Linked DNA regions of Homo sapiens: region 2 is linked to region 1. Evidence: chromatin loops called from intact Hi-C (ENCODE). Cell type or tissue: gastrocnemius medialis. All regions are shown on one strand. Links, peaks and the distances in the headings refer to the core of each region. The heading gives the core; the rest is flanking DNA.

What was found. Hi-C counts contacts between places; a loop is a spot of excess contacts. Peaks named below come from ENCODE experiments on the same cell type or tissue, not always from the same donor. Only the 100,000 strongest peaks of a DNase experiment are listed, where the experiment ranks them.
Region 2: it touches region 1 in a loop (2.0-fold over the local background); 6 of 110 quality-filtered maps call a loop at or near these places.

The regions. Positions count from the first base shown.
Region 1 is chr6:157,178,986-157,189,895 of GRCh38, reverse strand. ARID1B (AT-rich interaction domain 1B) reads right to left here. Exons shown (of 20, transcript NM_001374828.1): 12 at 8,718-8,927; 13 at 5,461-5,665; 14 at 116-254. Among named protein-coding and RNA genes, the nearest start is that of TMEM242, 140 kb to the left of the region's middle. RefSeq lists enhancers at 2,953-3,453, 3,454-3,954 and a silencer at 5,907-6,201. In gastrocnemius medialis, for the core only: CTCF peaks have their summits at 5,250 and 5,450 (motif pointing right); DNase peaks (open chromatin) are centred at 2,585 and 5,475; H3K27ac peaks cover 4,087 bases.
Region 2 is chr6:156,948,624-156,959,533 of GRCh38, reverse strand. The region is part of intron 4 of ARID1B (AT-rich interaction domain 1B); the gene reads right to left. Among named protein-coding and RNA genes, the nearest start is that of MIR4466, 170 kb to the right of the region's middle. RefSeq lists enhancers at 1,070-1,119, 1,260-1,309, 1,330-1,459. In gastrocnemius medialis, for the core only: a CTCF peak has its summit at 5,849; DNase peaks (open chromatin) are centred at 3,573 and 5,873; H3K4me3 peaks cover 534 bases; H3K27ac peaks cover 8,000 bases.

The sequences.
Region 1 (10,910 bases), core at 1,931-9,930:
AACATTTAAAAACTCTCTAGGGAATACCATTTCTTCTCTCTGTGAAGTTTGCCCCAGAAAACTAAAAGATGAACAAATGTGACTTTGTATGCCTCACAGAGTTATTTGAACATACCTTCCACCTTGCATTGGAGTCATCTGGCCGTGAGGGGTGGAGGCTGGGGTAGGTGGCTTCAGGTCACCTGGAACCTCTGCCATGGAATTGCTGCCAGTTGACTGGGGGGTCTGTGGGCCTTGCAAGGATCCCGAGTTAGCTGATAGTAGCAGCACCAAGAGAAACAGGAAGAAATCCAGAGATTATCAAGTAAGCCCAGCTGCCTTGCTAGTTATACAGATGAAAGACATAAATGTAAATAAGACACCATCTTATTAGAAACAGTAACAATAGCCATTGCTGATAATGATGTTGTAAAATTCGTTGCTTTTCTATTGTTTACAGTAAAAATTAGTAAAGAAGTTTTTGAGTAAACTATTTGGCAACATATTTCATTTGTGAGCCATAAAACACATTTATATCTTTTGACTGGATACTTATTTTCTGGGGTATTTATCCCAAGAAAATAATCTAATAAAAAGGAGGCTTTAGGCAGAAGAGTGTTCATTCACTGTTGTCTAGACTGGAAATAATCTAAATGTACATTTTTATAAATGGGATGAAAATTTTTGTGCATCAACTCGATGAATTATTGTGCTGTTTTAGAAACGAAATTAGAAAACTTAGTTCTGGGTCTTAGACAATGTGAAATGTTTAAGATGAAAAGCAAGGACACAAATTAACAATGAGCCTTATGTCATTTCAATAGCTTCTCAACATCTGAATGTGTCTGTGCTGTCATTAATAGTGTCACTTTTTGACCTATGAAATCAGATTTGTTATCAAAAAGCACAAGTCATACTGGTTTGGCGTTTTTTTAATGCTGTTATCAGGGTGCTGAGATTTGGCTTTAAGTATAATTACATTATAATAACAGAATTGAACTGATTTTTTCCAAACCTTATGTGGGACTCTTGGAAAAATTAATTAACCTCACCTTGAGGGAAAAACGTAACATTTGCAGGGCTCCTGCTCTGTCATCTACTGCAGTCCTTAGCACGCCAGATCATCAATAGATACTGGTTTCATGTGTGAATTAAACAAATACTTAATAAATGAGTAATACACCTACTATAGTCTAGGTTCTCTTCTATGCTCACATACACCAGTGGACCAAACTGATAAGAAAGACAACAACCCCTGCCCTCATGGAGTTTCTGATAAAAACGTGCAGAACCCCCCGAACAAATGGCAGGATTACTGCTGCTTGTGAATAACGTTTTCCATGTTATTGTGTAGAATGCCTTTCCTATGACGTTCCCAAGGCTCACTACAACTACCATTATTCACATTTTACTCTAGTGGCAATGGAGGTGAAACAAACCACGAGAGGTTACAGAGGACACTGGGAAGGAGTCAGAAATCAAAATGAGTACATTATTTCTACTCGGAAAGCCTCAGCTAGACAGAGACATTCCTAGCCAGATGAGGTCTGCCCAGCCTCTGGCCTGGGTTGGAATGAACGCTGGCCAACAGAGCTGAACACTGCGTAACATCCGTCCCTGTGAGCCCTGCACTGAATGACTTAGAGAAGTTCTCAGAGATGCCACAAAGACTGACTTTTTTAAAAAAGTTTTTATTTACTTTTTTTTTTTTAAACTTTAAGTTGAGGGGTACATGTGCAGGATGTGCAGGTTTGTTACATAGGTAAACGCATGTCATGGGGGTTTGTTATACAGAGAAGATTGACACTTATTGTAGGTATTTTAAAAGAAAAATGTATTCACTCATACTTACAAACCAAATTTGCGTAAAACCCTGGAAACACATGTTAAAAAGGTATATTGGAGTAAAGGAAGAAAGCCGTCTTTTGCAGATATAAAAGGGTAATAATCCTGCAGACATGGTTGCCCGCCTAGTGCTGCAGAAGAGAAATGACTTGCTTTCGAAATTCAGGCAGGCTCCGCTCCAGCCGACAGCCTCCTTGGAAACATCACTTGCAAGGCTTGATTTCAGAAAGACCCTTATTTACAAGTATTCACATTTATAGCTAATAAAAAAAAAAAGGAAAAATCTCCCTTGCCAGTGTTTTTTTTTTCCTTTCCTTTCATGGAAAAAAAAAAAATGAATGCAACCTCTTGTAACTCCATTAATAGAGGAGGCTGGCAGGCTCTCTAGGACATCCCTACCTTTTGCCAGAAGCTACAAATGTATACTCTAAAGTAAACAATGGAAAGGTTACTGAAGGTTAAGTACATTCACACACTTCAGACAGCATGGCCAGGCTCCTAGCTGGGAAGATAATTTACCCGGCACGAACCTGGTGCCCTAGTTCTGGCGGGGTTGAGCGAAGTAGGGTGGGGAGAAGGAATAGCTGATATGTCCCAGGTCTACAGTGACTAGAGGTCAACCAGAGGGCACCTCTGTTTATAACCTGAGTCCCTTTCTCATTTATCTTCCACTGAGGATTCCCTAGTTGGATCCATGACAGGTTTTGTGACATCACCTGTCAGCTAATAATAGAAATTCAGTCAGCCACCTGCCAGCCAAGATGGATGGGTTTTTGGTTACAGACTTATTAACCGAATGTGGAGCTCCATGCCCCACCCCTGCCCCACTTCTCCCAGCCTGGTCCCTTCCATTCCCCTCCCCATCTCCAGCTTACAGGCTGGGGAGGTGCTTCCTACAGCGCTCATTGGAACTCCCCCACAACCTTTTCTAGATGCTTTATAACAAGATCGCCACTGGCACCTTAAAGACACAAACCACACCCCATGGCCTTGCCTTGGTTCACCTGGGAGTCTCAATCACTGACTTGCTCTGGTGGCTGGAAGACAGGAACCCAGACATCCGGTGTGAGAAGCCACACAGCCACTTGGCAGTGATATGTGGGGTGCAGCCCCAGGGGCCAAGGGGCTTATGCCTCCCAGAGGCTGACAGAATTGAAGCCTAGAGCTGTATTAGCACCCCAAATTGAAACCTGACTAGAGACAGATGACTTAGAGTGCTCTTAGAATACAGTCAAAAGACTTAGGATTTTAGCTGGTTCAGAGCAACCATTGGGTGAAAAAAAATCTAAAATGTTTCTTCAGAATCTTTTAGTTTAGTTCGCCTGAATGTGCTGGTAAAAAATAAACTATAATTATGTTCTTCCAGGAAAAAGTGACTTCAAAGAACATACATTTTTACCGTAAATTTGTGTTTAAAAATCTTGTAATAAATGAGACTCTAACATGGCCAATAGTTGGGAATAATTTTATTTTCCTTTAACAACAAAAATGTTTCCAGACACTTTCCCTAATGATGGGACTGGAATCGGAGAGGCCACCTGCTGTGTGGGTGGCAGTGAATCGAGAGGCTTCTGAAGACCAGGGTGCCTCTGCCTGCGACCCCCAGACGCCTGTGTGTGCCTGGAGCCCCCTGCACGCGCTCTCGGGGCTGGACGAGACCAGGAGGCTTTCCTTCCACTGCCTCCTGTGTCACAGGCCCTCGGCTCCATCTGGACTACTGAGAAGAATGTATACCAGGAGTCCATTTGCAATCCAAGCTCTTTTGTGTAGTTAAAATGATAATGTTGCCATAAAAATGACAGTTTAAAAAAGGGGAAAAGGGAACGGCTGGCTGTTAAGAGAACAGGCCCTCCACTTTCTGAAGGATCTATACGCCTCAGCAGGGCCCCCGTCCTGAAGCTGATGCACACTGGGAGAGCTATTCTCCATACACAAGTGCAGCCCATTCAGTGACACGAGTTCTTTCCTGGCAAATAAAATGTACCCTTAGATCTTTACAGACATCACCACTTTGGTCCCTACGCCCCACTGGGTTTTTATTTTGGAAAAATAGTTTCAGAGCTGTTCACAGGCAGCTTGTTTTACTCTGTGAACTGGATGTAATGTTGTGAGATTTTTAAAATTAGATTTCCCAGTTTTTAAGGGACACCTGAGTTGGTAAAGCCTTTGAATCTTTAAGGATGAGGTTAGCGAGGATTTCTACTTGTTTTTAGAGCCTACAGATGTAATTCTAGGTATATTCACTACAAGTGCACTTTGGGCCTAAAACGTATTTATGTGAGATCCCTTGATTAGCAACCTTGGATATCAGCTTTGCCATCCAGACAGCAGCTAGAGGAAATCATTAAAAATGAAATGACCTCTTTCTCTGGCTTCTATGTGTAAACATTTCACATATTACAAAGGTATTTTCAATACAGCCAGAGGTGTCTGGTGGGTATCGTGTATACTGTAGCACCAGATGCCCCAGATAAGACCTTCTACTCCCCAGCTAGTTGGCTTTGGGCAAGTACTTAGATTCCACGAGACCTTCATTTTCTCATGGATTTTAAAATAGTATCAATGTCACAGGGCTGATGTGAAAATGAAATGATAGCACTTAGAAAAGGGCCCAGCACACTGGAAGTGCTCAGGAAACATGGGCTGCCAGCCACGCTCAGAACAAGCTGTGTACAGGAGCGGTGGGTGCAGCCACATCTCATAGACAGGGACCAGGAACAGTGAGGCTAATGTGCTGAAGGTCGCTGACTGCGAGGCAGACACAGATAAGAGAATGGTCGGATCTACTGGAGTAAGGTCACCACCCAGCACTAAGGTGCCAATTTCTTCCCCTCTCTACTATTGCATTTATCAGAATATATGATTTTGTCATTTCAAATCTGAAAGCCAAACGGTAGAACGAAGGCTGGCAGGGGAGCTGAAAGGAATGGGAGGGTCTCTGTCAGTGGGGAGGAGAGGGAAGGGAGCCAGCAGGCGTCACTGATGTGGCTCGGCCTGCGAGCGTGTTGGTGGCCAGCGCTGCACCCATTCCTAAGACCCCTGACTTCCAGAACAAGGCTGCAAAAGACCACCTGTTTCCAAAACAAGGCCGTGTGGATCCTTACCACGACAGCTTGTTAAATTCCCTAGAAGTGAGAACTTGCTGGGTAGGGGACATTAGAAACGAAGCCCAGGCTTCATTTTACTAAAGTTCAAATCTGAGGATTTCCGAAAGAGGGCGGGGGAGCTCGAGCTGTCGAACCTGTAGGGTGGCATTTCCTAGAAGTGCACATGTATTCAAACTGGCCACTGGGGGATCTTTATTTTGTGTAGAGGTAGATGGAATCTTTTTGAATACTTGTATAAGCAATAAACGTATATGGCTTAGAATTCGAAAGCCTGTTTTGATTAAGGTAAAGCAAAAGAAGGGGTGCCTTCCAAGTGTCAACCAGAAATGGCCATATCCCAGATTTAATTCTCTCATCCCTTAACACTGCCAGTGGGCGTCCAATTAAATAAACAAAACGACACAGGAACCCCCCACCTCTCAAAAGTCCCAAGTTCCCTGTTGGCCTGACTGTGAAACCACCTTCCCGGAACCTCCCAGGCCAGGCGCCTGGGCTTTCCTGGGCCAGTGACTGCAGCGCCGCCACTTACCAGGAGATGGCGGCTGGAGCTTGGGCTGCTTTTTGGTGTCCCCGGTGCTGAAGACTTCCGGCGGGGGCTCCTCCCCACGTTCGATCTTGCACTCAAAGGCAAACAGGTACTGAATATACTGCTTTTTCAGGGAGCTCGCTGCACTGCTTGAGGTGCCAACGTTTAGGTTGGTTGCCAGCTCACGCCACTTCTTGTTTTTATTAACCTAGTGAAAAACACGGCAGGATCATTGGTTTGCAACAAAGTGGCTTGTTTAAAGCCAGGAGACAAAAAAAGCACTTAATGTCTTGGTTGACTTTTCTTCATTTGCCTCTTTTAACTAATGCTCATTACTCCCACTCAGCAGTGCATAGGCAGCATTTACAGTTATAAAACCATTAGGGAACCTGCTGATGGCAACAGAAAAAGCACTGCTCGGAGGTCCTTCTGCCCGCCACATCTCCCAACGCCTCACGCTCATCCCACTGCACCTCCAATTAAGGAAAAAGGGCATCTCAAAACATTTAAAAAGCAACAACGGCACTATTTTCCAAGTTAGGTTTTTGGGCACTGATGTGAAAGTGCTCATTCCAGCAGCTGCAAGCCCTCAGAAGTGGGCCTGTGATTCTGGGCCGTACCCATCCCCTCACCCCAAGACTGCTTGGGGTGTCAGGCAAAAGCAAAAGCAGCACCTCGTGCAAAGGCAAATGAGCCCCTGGACCAACGGCCCCCAACTTAAAAAGCATGATGCGATGCCACTGGCCACCAGCCCTGCTGACGGGGCAGGTGCACACCTTCCTGTGCGGTGCTCTTACTCAAGGAGGCTTAAAGGGCTGGAGACAACACAGTCGCAAAAGGAGGAGAAAGAAAGAGAACTCCTGAAATGTGACGTCAAGATCCGAGGCATTATTTTAACCTTTTGATTCCCACTTGGGAACAGGTTATGAAAGGTTAAACGGTTAAACACATGGATGAAACATGAGGATTTGCAAATAACTTGGGGAAGGTTTTGCCTTTTGATGTCTCCTGCGTTGTGTGGCAAGGGAGGAGGTAAGGGGACAGTGGTTTTTAATGAAATATTAAATTTCTGGGTTCAAACTTTCTCACACGGCTCTTCTGTCCATTTACTTAGTACTCGGTGGTGTATAATAAATTGTGGATGCTCCCGGAGATGCCCACCGCCCTCTTTTGGCACTGAATGCAGGGCTGCAAACTGTGGGTCTTCAGGTTACTTCAGAAATGGCAAGCTGGGCGCTGCTCAGTGTGACCTAAGAAGGAAGGCTGGGAGCTGAGCTTTGTGTGGTGGCAGCACCTGCTCCCAACCACATCTGATGCCCACAAGGTACACAGCATGATGGGGTGGGGACAAAGATGCAACCCAGCTACATTCCAGCAACCCTCATTATAAGCCCGCGGAGAGTCTCATGACAGACCCAGCCTGGTTATATATACTGTGGACACAGTCACAGTAAGGAAGTAGCCAGACACTATCTACTCTGTGCTGGCTGATAAAATCTAATCGTTTGAGCAGTCTTGGTGATTCTAAAAAATCCATGTCAGAAGAGGCTAGGTGCAGGGGAGAAAGGTCAGGGGAGTCCAGGGGCAGAAGGCAAAGGAGCCCAGGTGCAGAGGGGAAAGGTCAGGGAGTCCAGGTCAGAGAGAGGCGTGTCTCAATCATTCTCTTTGCTGACCATCACTCACACGTGGTATCACACGACTTAGCAGCTGGTTATGCAGCGTCATGGGCAAGCTCTAATTCTTTCTGTCACAGGTCTCAGTTCCCCCATGGAATGGATTAGGCACCTAGTGGGAAGGCTAAGCACAAAGAAGGCCTCCCCTTTCTCCCCCGAGACGCAGCACTGAGACCACGGTAGGCCGTCAGTGACACCTGCAGGGCAGATGACTTGCCCTTGGATAGTTAGTGACCCCCGCCACCTTGGTGGGGCGCAGGGCGCCTGATTCTGACTGCCTGTTAGATTACCTTGGGCACAGAAGGTTTCATTTCATTGATGTCGGGTGGTAGCCCAGGTACTGACAGCTTTGAAAAGCTGCCCAGGCCATTCTAATGCATAGCTGGACTCCAGAACCAGTGGCAAATGGGAAGAGTATGTGTCTGGAGTCAGACAGACCTGGCCCCACCAACTACCCTGTGAGTGTCCCTGGGCTACAGCATTATTCTATTTTTTAAAAAATATATTATTTTTTATTGAGACAGGGTCTTGCTCTGTCAACCAGGCTGGAGTATAGTAGTGTGATCAAAGCTTACTGTAACCTTGAACTCCTGGGCTCAAGTGATCCTCCCACCTCAGCCTCCTGAACAGCTGGGACTGTAGGTGTGCATCACCACGCCCGGCTAAGTTTTGTAGTTTTTAATGGAGACAAAGTCTTACTGGGGTCCCCAGGCTAGTCTGCAACTCCTGGCCTCAAGTGATCCTCCTGCCTTGGCTTCCCAAAGTGCTGGGATTACAGGTGTAAGCCACTGCACCCCATCCTGTACTTGATTTTGTTACACAGGAGTTTTCTCATCTATGCTTTGGGGCTGGTGACTCATGTATTTAGAAAGACAAAGGTTACACAGTGAGTACCTTTTCCCTGTTCCTATGACAGGGCGTGGTCCTACAACTAGACTCCTGATTAAGGAGCGAGGGCTACAGTGAGGAAAGCCGGTGCCTGGGGTATGAGACTTCAGGACGCACTCACTCTGAGAGTCAAGCAAGCACACAGTGGATAGCTCCTTAAATCTGCACCCCAGGCAGCTCCCCTGTCACACCTCAGGCCTAGCCCGCTGGAGGTCACAGCAATGGCCCTCCTAACTGTCCAGTTATTGTGGGCATGGTTTGACAAGTATCACTTAATTTTCCTGCTAACCTGTTCTGGATAGAGGGAAGCAGTAAATGTGACTTATATCTGACACAGATAATTAATTCAGTCATTTGTAAAACATTTCTGAGTATTTACTATGAACTACTGGCAGATTCCAGAGAATTCTGGAGCTGTAAGAAAACCTACAGGAAAATCTAGTCTGGCCCGCTGTATACATGACGAAACTGAGGTCCAAGAACATGACCTGCTGAGGTCACGCTGCGAGTTGGTGGCAGAGCCAGGGTCCCCCAGTGCTCCCTGACAGCACACAGACGTGGGTTGCAAGAAGGCGACTTTCACACAGGCTTAGCTTTTCCTTTGTGAGAAAAAAAATGAGTCCACACATTCAAAGAAAGCCACTGTAAGAACTTATCCACAATGCTTCCTTTTTCACCCCCTCCCTCACTCATTCTTACCTGGGCCAAACCCCCGATCTCTTTGACGCAGACGTAGAGTCGGAACAGGTCCAGGGGCTTCTTGCCCACGGCAGGCAGACTTGAGACAGGAGAGCCTCTCTCTTCCATGAAGGTGAGGTATCGGTCGACCCAGAGCTTTCTCTCTGGCTCATTCCCCAGCTCGTACACCTTCGTGATCTTCTCCCCAGTAGTGGTGGAGGAGCTGGACTTCTAGTACCCAGAAGCAGCATGTGGAGGTGGGGCATGGGTGGGCAGAGGGAGAGGGAAGAAGGTGAGAAAAAAGTAATGAGCTAACAAATACAAGAAGAGAAGAGATTAAAAACTACTGCTATCACACAACAATTAGGAATGAAGGCTACTAGTTCAGGCACAAACTATACATTTTCTTAGTTAGGAATTTACTTTTACTTTAAATAAAAGGCCCAAACTCCCCCTTTTATACACTTAAAAACAAAAACAAAAAAGAACAAAGCCCTTTTTGGATATAAGCGTTGAATCCCAGAAGGCAAAATTCCAGTGACACCTCATGTTATTTTTAAAAATAAAAGGGTTCTAGCTCATGGAATGATCATAGTGAATTAAAATTTTTACATGTGATATTATAGAGCCCAAAACATTAAATGGACTCCTACTTTTCCTTGTCAAAACAAGAATGGCTAAAGGGTGTCTTCGTTAAAATGCTACAGCATCTGGAGGATGAGCAACCACACGGTGCTTGCTGAAAAATATAAGGTAGATTTCCAGTCACGGGAACCAGTGGTGTGGGCTATAAGCTCGTGTGTTTTTTGTTTTTTTTTGTTTTTTTTTTTTAGATAAACTAAGGGTCAACCAAAGCTTTGGGATTTATGGATAAACATATACATTTATTTTTATGCCCATGTATTTATATGCTCATGTGTTTTATATTGATACTCTAGTTCTTGGGTTTCTATGTACCTGCTTTTACCTGACACTAAAATATCAAGAGTTGCCGTTTCTGAACACCTGAAGCCTACTCCGTGGATTACATAATCTGGACAGGTAACACTTTTAGCCCTAGGCGGGCCAACTGTATCTCTTCCCTTTCTTATTTATATCTCTGTATTTGTAAAAATATTTACAATATTTGCAATACTAGGGTTATTGTACAAAATCTTTTCTCAGTTCTCAATAAAGATTTCTTGGAACAATAATTTACTTTATTTATGCATACCTAGGTTATTATTTGCAATATAGAGAAATTATTACAGACAGAATTCTTAAGTTTTTTTTCCTTTTTTCTTTATTTAGCTTAACATAATTTTAAACATATTTTTGAAGGTTTAGGGGGTTAACTAACATGACTGCCATTGAGGCTAGATGTTACCTTATTTAGCAGAATGATCTCCAGTAAAAGTAGGTCCCTCAGAAAGGATGCCTGAGAATGAAACTTACGCAGCATGTGAGGCCGCCGCTTTCCCTTTAACTAACACGTGATTCTCCAGAGTCACTGGGCTGAGATTTTAAGCCTTCAGCTTCAGAATTACTGAGGCATAACCTCTTTATCAAATATGTAATGGGTGATACAGTTGATGTAAATAAAAAATGTAGAATGATAAAAAATAGTTGTTTTATATTTTAGAATATACTTTGATGCTGAGGTTAAACTTCACATCACTTAAAAACCACTTTAGATAAGAGCTTAAAAAATATATATGTATACATATTCATATATGTGTGAATATATATATGTCTATAAACCCATATGTACACTTAGAATATAGAAACTATATATCCAAATAAATTTTTAAAGCTTATTTTTCATATCCTTGTACCCAAGGCCTACTTGACTAGGAAAAGAGGCTGCTCTAACACACTTTACACAAGACTCTCATCCGGGCAGCACCTCAGAAGCTCTGCCGTCATTAATGGGACAGTTATTAAAAACAGGTTCCTAAATTTTAGTATGGAGTTTTCTTTTTTATTAACGGGACAGTTATTATTAGGAGGTTTCTAAATTTTAGTATAGAGTTTTTTTCTTCTTTGGGGAGTTACACTTAAAAAAATGGGTCCAACGTTTTCAAAAGTGAAAAATTGAAATAAGAACATGAAGAAAAAGGCATTATAATCTATAATCAGTTAACAGTAAAACAACTTCCCTCTTGCATTTTATTTGTAAAAAACTGAGGTAAAAGTTTGAGATTCAGTTTAAAGATAAGACAAATAAAGGCAATC
Region 2 (10,910 bases), core at 1,105-9,104, 230 kb after region 1:
CCGAATTAAGCAAGACGTTTTGAACAGAATGAGTACGGTTGGTCCTCCCTACCCATGGGTTCTGTGTCAGCAGACTCCACCAATAGCAGATAAAAAATTGGGGGAGGAAAAGCAGTAAAAATAATACAAATTAAAAAACAAAGTACAACAACTATTCATAAAGCATTTACATTGTATTAGTTATTATAAGTAATCTAGAGATGATACAAAAAGTATGTAGGAGGATGGTAGGTTACTTACAACTACTAACTTTATCTAAGGAACTTGAGCATCTACGATTTTGGTACTCGTGGGGGTCCTAGAACCAATTCCCTGTGGATACTGAGGACTGTACATAATTTTCCCACACTCACCCTTCCCAAACAGAATGATACTACGCTCAACCATTAAAAAGAACACAAGCCAAGTGGTCTTCCCAATAGAGGAAAACATTTCATTTTGCATTTCATCTTTTCTAGGCAAGTCCCACAGACTCATTTAATAACCTTCCTGTAATCTTATTAACCAAAGTATGATAATTAAATAGTCTTTGGGGTTTGGTGTTTAGGTTGAGGCACATATGAGTAGTTAATGATTTCACTTAACTGAAAATCCCAGGTAATGACCAGATCGAAAGAAAAGAAAGGGGCTCCTTTATTTTTCCTTACCTTTTAAAAGTACCTTGCTTCATTAGTAAACTAACTCCGTATGATTCCTGGCCTCATCTTTTTTTGCTTTGCTTCATTAACTGGACTACAATCACCCCTTGGTTTTAATAGAGCTTTTTTTTAGCAGAAATTACCCAGATTACTGACTTTTCCAAAAGGAAGGAGGAAGACGATTATTTCACAAAAGAGGAAAGAGAAATCCAGACTATAATTAAAAATAATGATTATTCAAAAGAAATACTTAAGACATTTGGACAACATTTAAATGCCCTTCAACAAGATGGGTAAATGCATACTGCAACAAAATGTATTTGCTGAAAAGTGCTTCACGATCTCAGGGACTCTGTATTTCTTCAAACCAGGAGTGTATCCATCATAATAGCACACTACAAAGGCTCAAGAATTGCTTAACAAAATGAATTCATAAATTCTCCTTCTCCCATCATAAATAAAACGAATTAGGTTTATAGACTGAGTAAGAACTAGCAATATAACTCAACCATCTACTTTTGCTGCTGAAGTGTACAGTATGCCACAGAATCAAACAAATACTGAGAAATCAGTATTACTCATTCCTAGTGTTTTTCTTTCTTTTTAAAGGGGGTAGGGGGAACAGAGATAAACTGTTTAAAAGTGAAAAAGCTGTTCCTAGGTGTGGAGCTGTGACTAGGAGAAAACAAGTTAGTCTTTAACCTCCTGATGTCAGGAAATGGAGCCAGAAGGCATGGATTGGACTACAAATGGTAGACTGCCGTGTGCAGTGGGATGGATGTGGACAACAAGCCAAAGCTGAGTTTGCAAGGCGGGTGACAAATGAATCAGAGATCTTGGAACATATTATTCTAACTACCCAACTACATTATACTGAATGTAAAATGCAGTTCTTATGAAAATTCTAAACATGTAGAGCACTAAAAAAGTGAATGAATTAAGTCTAAGAGGAAGGCTACACCACATAACAGATTCCCTAGCAGAATACAGAACTCCAGTTGTTTGGGGGGCTTGGAAGGGGCAGCAAGATGGACTCAACACATGGGTATCCTGGTGTCATTATCTCCATCAGCAGAACCCCTACTCATCCAGCAAATGAGGATACCAGCCTTAAAAAGTGAGAGTCATGAAAAGCCCTAGGCTGGCCTGAAATTACCAGATTCTAACTATGAAATTATTTGAGACTCGTGGGAGAAAAGACTTCCTGATCCCCTTTACAATTAAACAGAAAGAAACATATTTTAAATATCAACAGACATCATTTGTATACATTCAAGGGACATGATTTACCAAACCATAGGGTCCAAATCAACCCTAACCTAATTCTCAGATGCCACCTGGGCTATGAGAAAGATGCCAAGTGATGGACACTCCATATCCTAAAGCTCCAGCTTCTTAAGCCTGCACGGTGGTCCTGGCAGCCAGGATGCTGGAACTTGGCCTGCTACTCTGCTTCTGTGGCTCACACCTCTGCTTGACCTTGAGTCTGTGCCATCCTCCTACCTGAAGCTGACCCTGGTACTGGTGAGTATGTGGGAAGGAAGTGGGGATGTCCACAAGAGATCTTCAAGGTACTCAACTCTGTGATAACTGTTTCCAATAAACATAGATAACTGAAAACCCAGAGAAACAGGCAAGGAGAAAGACGTGGGACACAGTGGCTCTGTCACTTGTAAATCAGCATCCAAGTGCACAGCACTCTTTCACCAAGTGTGCCATTCTTACTCCTGGAATCTTGGTTCCTGGCCTACATGCCAAACCCTGCAACAGATAAACTCTACATCTAAAATATATTTGTTCCTTCAATCTCTTGTATCCTTGTAAAAATGAGGTAATTTTAAATGCCAGCTCAGAATACATTACAAATCAATAACTTACATGCCAAGAATTTGAGAGTCTTAACCTAACATTGTTATTTTCACCAAATTCAGTCTGTAATAAGATCCTGACCATATGGGATCCATAATCTAGAACTGCACTGTCCAGTATGGTCGGCACTAGCCACATGAGGGTGTTTAAATTTAACTAAAACGCAAAATTCCTTCTGCTAGCCATATTTCAGGTGGTATATAACAATATATGGCAAGTGGCTGACATACTGGACAACACAGATAGGGACTGTTTTCATCACTGCAGAAAGTTCTACTGGACAGTGCTGATCCAGAATATCCCAAAGTCCCTGCAACATCCTGCCTGCTACACATGCTATAAACAAAATTCACTCATATATTTTTCCTTTTGGAGGGAGATGCAAAATACACTGAATGGAAATCTCATTAAGATATCAGTGGACTAAGAAGCTGTCATCCACCCTTCACCCCAAACTCAAGCTGAAACTGCAGGCTGGTTAAAGAAGCCTCCATGGTGACCCAGCAGAGGGTCTATGGACTGACCACAGAAAGGGCTGCTGTCCCTAGAGGCCACCTCCAGAGGACTATTTCCTATCTGCCACTCCACTGCTACCAGCACTGGTCTGAAGCAATTTTTTTCCAGTCTATAAAACTTATTGCCAAATTTTCATTTGTAAGTGCTCTGCCTCCCAGGTTCCCATGCCCAGAACTCACTGAGTCCTGGCTTCTGAGAGAAGGGTGGGGGTAAGAAGCAGGGAGAGTTTATGACAAGTCCGAGTGGAAATTATGGGCCAGCCTCCATGAACTCACAAAAGTACCTGGGACTCATTCAAAAAAGAATGTCTTTTTCTGAGTGGCCCACTTGCCTCCCACCTCCTTCCCCTGCTAGAGGCAGCCCCTGTGCACTACAGAAGCAGAGGCCCTGCTCTTGTCCCCAGTACCAGGCCACTGGTGCATGTCTTCCCCAAGGTTTACATCCCTAGAAAAGACTAGGCCAGTTTTATCTGACCTTATGTCCAGAACCCAGCAGTCCTGGACGGCTGTCAAGCAGTTGGTGGTAAAAAGCAAAGCACAGGGCACTTGGCAGATACACAGATGAACACAGGAAGGTGAGGAAATAGAACAGGCGCGGCTTCCACCACCAGCGGCCTCCAGTAACCTTCCTAACAGGATAGGGTTTCTGAGACCAACAGCCCTCCTCCCTAAAATCTTAGGCCCCTGAAATGGGGCTACTTCATTTCTAAGATCCCAAGTCCAGGGCGAGTATCTTCTGCCTTGGACCCCATGACATCCAGGCTCTGTTTCTAGGGCCCTTCTGGAGATGGGCATAGGTTCTCCTACCTTTTCTTGATGTTTATCTTGGCTGTTCCTCCTGGACACAGGGAAGGAGCTGAGGCGTATCACTCAGGTGGCAAGGTGAACTAGCTTAAAAGGTAGATTTTCTCCTCTCATGTAGAAAACTTGATAAAGATAAAATTATGTCAATAGCAAATTATGTATAACTTTCAATTATTACAGAGCCTTTATATGTGTTACATCATTGGAAGTCATATATAATCCACAATAAGTCATTCTGGAAGACAGCACTATAACATATACAGAAAGGACTATAGCGTTGTTCTGGATCCCCACCTAGCCTCAGATAAAGTCTCTAGGACAGGATTGTGGTTAATATGTAATGTATGGCCTGGAACATACAGTAGCTCTAGGTTTATCACACCTGGTTGAATGGCAATAACCAGAATGTCAGAAAGCTCTGGATTTAGCCTATTTAACTTTCTGTATTAAGAGCTATCATGAGATACAAATTCAGAGGGGACACAAAGGTAGGAATTACACTAAATACAACAGATGCCAGATTCAGGATCCTAACACACGTTAGCAAGCTTGAACAACAGCCCCGACCCAGTCCAACAGCAGCCAGGAAGGGTCGATGAGCACTTGAGCTCAGGTGCAGGATGGATGAGACGTATCCTTCAGAGCAGCTCCCATCACAGTGGCAAGAGTGGGCTGCAGCTGCCGCAAAGCCCTGCAGACCCTGACGCCTCCGATACACGGCAGCGTGACGGTCCAACACAAAGCGGGCCAGGTGGCCTCCGCCAGCCATGCCTTTGGAGCCTGCCCTTTGGTTGTGGATATCACATTTAGAGGTGCTTATACAAAAATGAAGCTCATTAAGGAATTAAGAATAGGGTGCAGGGGAACTTGAGACCACACAGTGGGGGAAATAGTTAAAGTAACTATTAATAGCCCAGAAGAAATCCTAGTAAATGAAAACTATCTTCAAATACGTGAACAGCCGTCATATAGAAGAAGGATTTAGATTTACCTTGTGTGGTTTAAGAAGGCAGAAGTAGAACCAGGATTTAAAAAAACAAACAAAAAAAACAGTTCGAGCTAATGTAAGGAAAAACTTCCTAAACAATTTAAATTACCACAAATAAAATACCTCATAAAGTAATAAATTCTGTATCACAAGACATTAAAAATGATGTTTTAGTAGCAGTTTATGTATCAGGTAGACAGGGACTTGTATATACCATACAAACTATTAAGATTCATCTTTATTCTAAAGACAAAATACTCACAGATAAAAAAAAATCATATGTATGTGTGTGCAAACGGCCTCATTCCACACAGGCTGACTATGTCAGAGCATATTGCTTCGAAAGTTACATCAACTAAAGCATTTTCAAAATGTCCAACAGTTCTCCAGAACCATAAACTGTCCTTCCTTTACTATCTCATGTGAGGGTATAGTTCAGGAAAGGGGCTAACTAGAAACTTGAAACCAAAGAGACATCTTGATCAATATTATCACTCATACATTAAAAAAAAAAAAGAACTTCATTTTTAATATTTTAAAAGCTTAGTTCCTTAGAACTTTGTCTCCTCTGAAATTGTCCAAGATCAAGCAGATAATGGGCTAAGTCCAAAAAATAAAGGAGCAACAGAGCAAATCTGACTGCGTGTTTGAAAAAGCCTATAAAATGTTACAAGCAAAACAGGAAAGCCTGTGTTAATAATGCATAAACCAAAAGAGAAAAAAAAGCTGCCCATTTAATGGAATAATGCTTTTATCCTTGCAGTTAAAATGAAATAAACCATGACTATTAATCTAGTAAGACCATGTAAAAATGTAATTTTTAAACATTTACTAAAAGGGGATAGTTCAGTAACCACTCTAAAAATCAAGGCCTTGTGTACAGCAGTGTTTAAACGCTAAATACCAATCTCCTGTCTGCGGAGGCCATTACCCACCCTGTCACCATAGCAACGCTAACAGTATGCCTGACTTCAAAGACAAAGATGTAATTTCAGACTTCCAGCAGCCAGAGGGAGTGGTAAGAATATTCTACCCAAGCAGTGTCAGCTGATGATAAATTATAAAAATATCCAGGAAGGTTATGAGGCGGACGGTACCACATATTCTCATATTCCTGGGGGAAGACTTACATTAGTCAAACATACTAGGAGACAGAGAGAGTAAAACAAAAAGTAAACAAGAAAGAATCTCAATGGAGTCCGATTTTTTTCTTTTTTTAAAATTACATAGTACAGAGTTCTAGCCTTCCTTTTCTCTTGCTCCCAGGAGAAAATAAAAATAGTTTCTACCATCTTCTTTCTCATTCAAATTAAGAGTGACTGCAGACCTGCATGAATGTTCCAAGGGACTTGCAAAACCACCTCTATAACTGCTACTTCTATATTTGTGAAACTCTGGCGTTTGTCAAAAACCGTTTTAAGCACCAGTAGTCAGCTAAGGGGGCTGAGTGGATCCCTGTGTTGAAGCTGCAGAGGGCAGCCGTCCATTCTAGCACTTGGAGCTTTGCTTTCCAACCACCCAATCTAACCCCAACATACTCAAGATATTTTTAAAGCCCTGTGAAGGGGAAAACACTGAAAAACAATTTGCCAATTTGTAAGTTTTTGTGTCTTAAAAAAATAATAATAAGTGCATAAAGCTGACACAGTACTGTTTCACAATTACGCAGTTGACCAGATTTTAAAAGCACTAGCCCTAGAGTTGAGGTTGAGAATGCCACAAAATGCCCAGCTAGTAATTTTCCCAGAGGTAATGAAATACAAAAGAATAAAGTTGGAGCTAAAGTCTTCTTGAAGATTCCCTACAAGGAAGAATTGCCAGACTCCAAGGATTTTCGCTTACTCGAAGAAAGTCATAAATGACTAGCCTGGCCAGCAAACACACAGATGTAAGTTTTACTACAATATTATTGTTTTACAAGAATGAATATATACATTAAATTCTCTTTCTGTTGAATTCTCTTGTATGGTTTTAGGCTCAAAAAAGTCTAGTTCCCTTACTAACAGGAGCATGACACGGCTGCCTCTTTCAACAGACCCTGCTCCCCACTCCCAAAGGTGGATGAATGGTCAGAAGGGTGTGGAGTCCAACAAGGGCTGGTGTCAAGATCCCTGCCCCCACTGCTCACCGGCCTGCTGCCCACAACCACTCTCAGCAACCAAAGTGCACAGGAGCCACGGCAGCCCGACCTTCTTCCCACGACCAACCATGGGGGGCAGGATGGGAAATCAAGCCAGCCTCAGTGTCCCCACCACCCCTGCTAGCCTTTTGCTGGAGGTGGACCTATGATGGAGTTCCATGTTACTCCTTAGGAGCACAGCTCCAATTTTATAACGTATTCAAAGTCAGTAAGTTCGAGAAAAATAAAGCACATAAATTCACTCACAAACTGTTATCATCCTAACTATTAAGCTATTAGTGGCATGCATGTTCTGTAAAATTTAGACCATCACTAGTCTCATCAATTAATCTTGAGCCCTCATCTTTAAACCCAAGGATCAGCAATCTTCTTCCCAGAAAAACAAGCTAAATTACAAATGTCACTCACACACCTATCCCTCAAAACAAAGAAAAACACATGTATAAAAAAACACTCTCTTCACAATTCAACTCTTTCCTGACTAAATGGGTTTCCACCCTGGTACACGTTTTATGCTTATAAAATAATTATTTTTAAAAATTATTGTGAAATAAAAATGGGTTCAATAAGCTACTTCTTTGGACAGAGTAACAAAGTAGTTAAGCAAGTTACAGCAAAAACAGATAATTATTCAATCATTTATGTGGCATGACACCTAATTTAGGCCTTTGATAATTTTCCCAAACATGAAACCACTTTTTTAGCACTATATTAAAAACTCATATTTTGGACTCATTATTCACTATTTTCAAAAGAGTATATATTCCTTTATAAAGTATTTCCTTTTACAATATAATAAAAGAAAAATAATATTCCTTTCTTAAGAAATGAAGTGTTGGCCAGGTGCGGTGGCTCACACCTGTAATCCCAACACTTTGGAAGGCTGAGGCGGGCGGATCACGAGGTCAGGAGATTGAGACCATCCTGGCTAATACAGTGAAACCCCATCTCTACTAAAAACACAAAAAATTAGTTGGGCGTGGTGGCGGGCGCCTGTAGTCCCAGCTACTCAGGAGGCTGAGGCAGAAGAATGGCGTAAACCCAGGAGGTGGAGCTTGCAGTGAGCCGAGATGGCACCACTGCACTCCAGCCTGGATGACAGAGCGAGACTCCATTTCAAAAAAAAAAGAAAAAGAAAGAAAATAAATGAAGTGTTTTACTTTAATAATTAGGTAATCCCAATTTTTCCCCTTTACTTTGCTAGTCAGGAATGTAGCCTTAAATTTAATCATTATTCATCAGTAACTGCATTATCATGGTTTGTTTGCTTCTCTCTTTTTCAAACTTTTTTAAGAATTTGTAATCCGCTTGGAGCAGTCTTTGTTTATACAAACGTTTTACTGTAAGTCAGCTCAAATCCTTTCTGGAAGCACAAGGGTTATAAATTCTATATAAAAACATCATAGGATATGAAACATTCTGTCACACCAGGACTCTTTCAGTTAAAAGTGGCCACTGGTATATTTAAAAATAACCATTTATTTATAATTTTCAGGGATACATGTTGAAAGAATACCTCATCCAAGCTATTTTTAAACACTTTTATAAAGAAATTAATTCTTAAATTTTGATCATTAAGTTATAGAGTATCTGGGTAATACTTTATATTAAAATACCAGAGTATTTTAAAAAATTCATTAGGGAGGCTAAAATTGCATCAATTATATTATACTTCATACATTTTTATTGTTTTAATGAGAAATTAGGTTTGTAGGTAAATTCAAAGGTAAAACTGGTAACAGTAAGTATGATTTAAGAAGGGATATGACAGGACAGTCAATAAAAATGTTGGGGAAAAGTAAAGTGCATTAATCTATTTGCAACGGTAAAGTCATAGTCATTTCCTCTATAACTTCCCCAGTTACCTTTACAGCAGTTACCACTAGATCTTATGAATAGTTTAAACTTCAATAAATAAGACTCGGAAAGAGCAGCGCTAAAAAACCAGGACAACTTTCAGGTTGTTACCCCCCCGCAAAATACCACCTGGCCCACAACAACATATTCATTTAATGTCATCTAATCAACTGCGATGGAAGAAGGCAGAATTGAAAAAGGTATATTTCCTATATTAACGTAATTATTTAGGCATGTCCCTTTCTCTTACATCCCCATATATATACACAAACCTATATAATATTTTAAATAAAGTTTCAACATTAAGTATTTGACTTAAAAGTGCATTTAGTGATACTACCTGATTCACCATCTTTGGTCTTCCACTAAAGACCTGTGTTATCCTTCATGGCTGGTTGCTCCTATTACGGTTATATGGTGTTTGTACCAAAACTCTGAAAACTCTTTGAGCAATGTAAGGAGTTTGCCTAAAGCAGATTTGCTGCAAACCAAGTAGATCTGTACCTATGCCTTTGCTTTTGCCTTCTTTTAGGTGATCTTGCTACTCACTAGTAATACCATGAGCTGAAATGAGCAAGGGAGGGTGAACCCCAATCACTGCAGCCACTATGCTACCAACCGACTCTGAGGATAAAGCTGGGGTGCAGATTAGTCTAACACTAGTCACTAACATCACATTTCCGAATTATCAACATATTTTAATTGTCCAAACTATACACCTATAATTATTCCTAAGGAGTTAGAAATAATTCACAAGTTAGAAATAATTCACTTGTTAGGAATAATTAATTAAAATGTATTAAAACCTAGAGGATTTCACCCCTTCATCTTCACTCGTCCCCATAGTTTAGTTTTTGGTAGCTCAACAAACCAAAAATGGCAGCGTAATACTGGGGAAATTCTTAAAAACACAAGGTTTATTAATGTAGTTTTCTCTTCTTTATGTTCTTCTGTGCAGGGTAAAACTGATAAAATATAAAAAATATAAAACTGAGGAACATGAAATAAAATGGATGCAGAAGAACCTCAGTGGCATTTACACCAACATTCTCTGCATCCAAAGAGTACTGCAGCATTGGGGTTCAGCAATGAAGTCACAGGCTAGGAGTCCTGGGGATCTGATTTAGACAAGAGTCAGCCGCCTGTTCCAGTTCCTTGCTCATAGGAAAGGAATGCTGAATCTCAGGGAAGTGTGGTGCACCGGCAGCCCTGACAGGCCCTGGAAGCCAAATATCATTTCACAAAAGGAGGAGGGCAAAGAAAAGGCAAGAAATTGACATTCAGTGGACACTTGTGAATGTGGCAGGCACTGCCAAAGTGGTTTATGAACCTTAGATCTCATGTATGTGCAAAGTACTCTAGGTGGAGTATCCCGGCTGAAAAGCTCAATTAGGTGTGAAATGTTCTTTGTCAAACAACAACGTGCATATTTAGATATATATATCTGATACCCCTAAAACAGGCCAGAATTATATGAAAGATGTTTTTATCCCTATAAAACATAGAAAATGCCAATTAAGTCAGCAAAAAAAGTAGTAAAAATAATAAAATCCTCATGAAGCCACTCAAGAAAGCCAGCATAAACATTACTCTTCTACACCAGGTGTTCACAAAAGGGTTGGGAGACTTGGAAGGCAGTGTTCTCTTCCTCTGAAATCACCAGCACTGATAAGACGTGACTCAATGCCACCTGAATGTCTTGTATAAAAAGCTCTGACCACAGTTGTGTCATAGCCATTGCTGCTCTTAAACTTTCAAATAGTCAAGACTTCCACAAGATGGCAAAACACTTCTGTGAAATTATATGTGCTGAAAGTATGAATTCTGCAACTATAGGTACGTGGTTCTCTGAAGATAAAATGAAAAAAGATGTTAAAGTATTTTCAGTAACCAGTATCCCAAAAGTAGATATTTTCTGTTGAGGATTTCTTTTCTTATTCCTGAATGTGTTATGGGAAAGAACAGACATTAATAAGCCAGTGAAATAATTTGATTTTTTATTTATTTTTCTTTACATCTAATATAAAATCTTAGACATTAGACACAATAAATGATTACTAAACATAACTGAATTTTTCTGCATCATTGAGATGTGGAAA